Linked DNA regions of Homo sapiens: region 2 is linked to region 1. A link is an interaction called in ENCODE POLR2A ChIA-PET data of the cell type or tissue named here. Cell type or tissue: MCF 10A. All regions are shown on one strand.

Evidence for each region. Peaks named below come from ENCODE experiments on the same cell type or tissue, not always from the same donor. Only the 100,000 strongest peaks of a DNase experiment are listed, where the experiment ranks them.
Region 2: POLR2A ChIA-PET joins it to region 1 with 5 read pairs; 2 of 35 experiments call an interaction of 5 or more read pairs at or near these places.

What each region holds. Positions count from the first base shown.
Region 1 is chr9:34,744,008-34,746,507 of GRCh38, reverse strand. It overlaps a transcript of PHF24 not described here. Among named protein-coding and RNA genes, the nearest start is that of SPATA31F1, 16 kb to the right of the region's middle. In MCF 10A, no CTCF peak of the experiment used is centred here; a DNase peak (open chromatin) is centred at 1,457.
Region 2 is chr9:35,447,863-35,450,362 of GRCh38, reverse strand. It overlaps the pseudogene ATP8B5P and the pseudogene ZFAND6P1. Among named protein-coding and RNA genes, the nearest start is that of RUSC2, 41 kb to the left of the region's middle. In MCF 10A, no CTCF peak of the experiment used is centred here; no DNase peak of the experiment used is centred here.

The DNA.
Region 1 (2,500 bases):
TCAATCTTGCACTTGCTTTGTACTCCTGAAATAAACCCAATTCACTCATAGTGTATTGCTGATTTTATATGTGGATTTAGTTTGGTAATCTTTTGTTTAGGTTGCTAATATCTATGTTCATAAATGAAACTAGCTTGTACTTTTCTTTTCTCTTACTATAGTTGTCAGGCTTTGGTATCTCATGGCTGGTAGCTAAGCTAGAGGCACTGGCAATTCCAGATCACCATAGTTCAATCAGAGACTGAGAGGATTCAAAGTAGATTCAATTCCTGTGACAGCTTATCTATTTCCAGTTCATACTTACTGCTATGGTACAGCTCTTCAGGATTGACCAAAAGCCTGTGGTTTTTACCAGAACCCCTCCTTCTTATCAAGCAAATTCCAAGTTTTGTTCCCTTTAACCTATAAATCTTTCAAATTTTCTGCTCAGTTTTTCGGCCTGTTAGCCCTTGTCATTGACCTTAAGAGGAAGAACAGCCCCAAATGTCAGGCTCACTTCAGTAAGCTTTCCCTCTCACTTGAATCTTGACCCCATAATTCCTCAGTGCTTTGGTAGTTTTACCAAAGTTTTTAAAGTAATTTTTGATAGTTTTATCAAACTTTTGTTGAGGTTTTACAATGCCTTTCAACATTATTTAAAAATATTTTGTCACTATTTTCTAGTTGTTCTTGGCAGGAGAAATGGTCTGAATCAACTTAATCTATCATTGGATTGAAAGTGCCCTAATTGTTTACTTTTGAAATGTTTTTTTAAACTATAGAAGTACAATGCATCTTCATTATTTGTTAGGGGGGTAAAGTTGTGGGTATATTTTTCCATTTTCAGAATTCTGAATGGGAAATGGAAAAATATACCCACAACTTTACCCCCCATAATAAATAATGCTATCAGTATGGGGTATTTCTGGTCTTTTTTCTCATGGACACATTTTTCCATGGTTATATACTCTTAGTGCTCAAATAATTTCACATGCTGGTTTTTTTCCTTTAACATCATTCCCGTCAGTATTTTACCTACCTACCTCTTATTGTAAATATCATTTCTTCTTGAAAAGCTAGTAAATTCTTTCCCCACCGCTTTTTTCATTCTCCTACGAGAGTACCTACAGCTACTTCTCACACTCCAGTGAAGCAGCTAGCCTATAAAATGAAGCTGATTGATGGATGGAAAATTGAGTAGCCCACTCTGTTGGTCCTCTTGACCATGGCTCACCAAGCTTGGCCAGTATAGCTGTGGATCCAAGAAGCCAGTATGGAGCAGCAAGAATCAGGAGGCTGATCAGAATTAACAACACTCCAGCTGTGGGGACTTAGTAGTCAGCCTACTTCAGCTCCTTCCTGACCTCTCTGCTCTGAGTCATGGAGGATAGTCTGCCAGCTGGCTGCTCCTTGCTCTAATCCCTCCTCTGCTCCTGTGTACTCAGTACACCCCTGCACTCCTTTAGCATCCATCCCAGCAAGGATAGCAGCTTCCGCCCAAGCCTTCTAGTTAGGAAATGATATTGTCTCTTCTGATTCTGTGCTAAAATATTCCTGTCAAGCTGTAACTAACCCCTGGCTTCCTGTTCAACACCTGTCTGGCTGGTGGAGCAGATGATTAATGAGTATGTCATGGACCTGGATTTTTTTTTTTAATCTTGCCAAGTCATGACAGGTGATATCTCCACCTCCATCCACTTGGAATGTTTCCGTATTAAAGATTACCTGATTTTGGCAAGACCTATTCTTTAGAGCAGCAGCTCCCAACCTTTTTTACACCCTGACACATTTGGGAAATGATATTCAAGTGCCCAGTGTTACCCAGTGCACAATTTCCAGCATATGTGCTGTAACTCTACCCCTTTCTCTCCCTCAGCAAAGCATTGCAGAATGAAAGTAAAAGTAGCATATTATAGAGATAAATTTAAGTTGCCTTTATTCTTTCATCATGTAAAACATTAAAATATTTTGGCACAATATTTAGTGACAAATGAACAAGGTTGAAAACCACTGTTCTGTGGTGATTCACCTCCTCATCAGAAAGCAATTACTAGGAACCTTCTGAGTATGCAGCACTGAGCCAGGTTGCAACCTACTTTGTAGTTGGCCATAAGCAAGCCAATTTTGTTATAGTTTTTACCCCAAATTTGAACTTACAGCTCTATGATTTTTGTGCATTACATCTTTCTCACTCTTACATATAAGCAGTTTATTGGTTCTTCAAAATTCCAAGCCTATTTATTCTCCAGTGAAGCCACTGATGATATCCAATTGAGCTTTGTTCCCCACTGACCACCACCCATGGTCCATCGTTATCTTCAGCCCCTAATCTTGAGTACTTTTGCCAGCTTGGAATTACAATTGCTCAGGAGAAACAGGGTGCTATGGTTTGAATGTGCCTCCCAAAGTTCATGTGTTGGAAACCTGATCTCCAGTGCAAAGGTATTAAGAGATGAGGCCTAATAAAAGGTAATTAGGTCACAAGAGCAGAGCCCTCATGAAAGGATTAATGCCGTTATCA
Region 2 (2,500 bases), 700 kb before region 1:
GGAGTTCAAATCTTTTGGATCTTCTCGCCAACAACTACTGGATTTTCTTTTCTGATTTTCTCAGCGGCATCAGCTTTGTAATTTTAAGAGCAATTGTGTAGATCTGAGTAACAGTGTACACCACAGTAAACATTTCTACACCGCATTCAAACCTAGTAAGTCCCACTTTCTTCCTGCACATGAAACAGAGATTCTTTTTTTGTTTTGGTTTTTCAAGAGACTTGCTTTGCTCTTCAGATGGCTGCTGTGCCATGTCTGATACTGAAGCCTGCAGATCTTCTGTTTCAGGTACTGCTTGTCCACAGATGTACTGTCCAATTGAGAAGATGCTACAGATTCTGATAAAAGTGACTGATTTGATACAGGGCTTGGCTGCATAGATGAAGATGTAGAGTCTAATGTTGACTGGGCTTCTGGGACACTGCCATCTGTGCATTGAACTGGTAAAGATTCAGAGGTTGCAGGTTGGCTTATTCTACCATTACTACTATTCAGTCTTTGAAGATGTTCTTTATAGCATACTGAACACGTGCCATTTGTACGAGGGTTTCCATAAAATCCGCAGCCAGTGGAACAAAGCATAGGTACTTGGCTGTGATTAGTTTCTTGAGCCATGTTCCTCCATTGCACACCAACAAAACCTCCACAATTTTCTGTTTGCTTCACCTCAGATTAACTTCACTTGAAGCTGTGCTTGAGACTTTCAAACAGCTAAATTCTGAACTGGAAATACCATTTCTCCTGTGAAAGGAAGGGAAGTATGTCTATTTGTAAAGAAACAAAGAAAAAAAAGTATTTAACTTACCCAGAGTACAAGGACATTCATGAGATGGTCTATCTGTGTTCGTTTAAAAGTGGACTTTCCACTATTCTGCATTAATTTGGTATCTGGCCCTAAATAAAACAGGAAGATATCAGATATTAGAATCACTGAATATACTCAGAGGCTTGGAATTGGCTGAACTGTACCTTTATGATAATCTAATCTAACCACTTTCCAATGCTAGAGGATAAAGCCCTAGAGAAAGGCTCACGGTTTTCAATAACTCAAAAAACGGAAAATTTTTTCTAAGGATAGTTCCAATGACTTCTGTAAAGTACATTCATGCAGATCCCTCTCTTTGTAGCACCTCAGACAGTCTCAACTTTCATAGATGCGTTAAATTAGAAGAGGAGTTGCAAGCTTCTCTCTTATCACCATCTGGTTTATTTAGCTTAGAGAAGGAATTTTCTGATAAAGAGATCCCCATCATCTTTTGAGAAAGCTCACTGCTGGCTCAGGCTATACTGAAAGTTTCTAACTCGGAATGGAAGAAACGAAAAGGCAATGGCAGTGATTTCTTCTGAGGTGGAAGCAGGGGAGCTGAGACTCCTCTGGAGCTGAGAGACAGAGATTCCATGTTTCTTCATGACAGGACAGATGGTAGGCAGAAGTAAGGAGCTTTTAATGGCCAATGGGACTAGAGCTGGAAATTACTAATTCGAGCTATGGCTCCAGAGAAAATGTAAGAGGTTTAGAAGAAACTGTAAGCAATAATTTCTCTGGCCTTTCACCATCTGACCATTATTCTAACATGTGTTCTGATAAAGGACAGAAAAAGGAATTTCATCAATGTTTACACATGGGGAGCTGGGACATCTCTGATATGTGGGCAAACAGTGGGAGTGCAGAGCATAAGCTATGACATTCTTTCCTCTTAAGCATTCCTTGAAGGGCTTCAAGATATGAGAAGTTTGGCTCATAGCCTGGAAGCTACAGGGACCATATCTTCTAAGGGTCCTTAGACTGACCTTACCCCAGGCTTCAGGAAGAAGGTAGAAATCATCACAGAACTTGGACATCATGTAGCAGGAACAGCAACTCAATTCCATGCAAACACCTCAAAATGCTTTTAGGTGGCATTAGTTCTCTGCTCAGAGCTTCCCAAAGATACTCACTACCATGTAACCAACCTTGGGAAAACTTAACTACATTTGTGCTGGTTGGCAGCCCCACTGTTATTGCTTTCAGGAAAAAAACCTTTCGCTGAAAAATGAGCTTTTATGAGTGGCAATTGTGTGTGAGTAGCTGCTGAAGTACATACAGTGAAGAAAGTAAGTCTAATTTAAGTCTTTTGAGTTTGGGAATTAGGTAGCCTAGTCATTGCCACTCTAGATCAAGAACCAATGAAGGAAGTTCCACCAGGGCCTCCCTAGACGCTTAAGCTTCTCCCTAGGGATTTGGTCTCATTACTTTTCACAGAAGCAAGGAGTCTAAAAGCCTCATGTCTAGGAGTAGATGCTCTAGAAGGGGAGCTCTGGGAATCTGAGTTGAATAATATTCACTGTGGTAAATCTTTCTTGATATTTCCTACTATGGTTGTTGTCACTGAGAGAATGGGGCAGCACAGAGGCTTCCTCCATTTTCCTGAACCACATCATAACCCAAGAAAATCTCTTACTAAATATAATGAATTGTGGTTCTAAATAACATCTCAAGAGGGGCCACTATTAATGATCC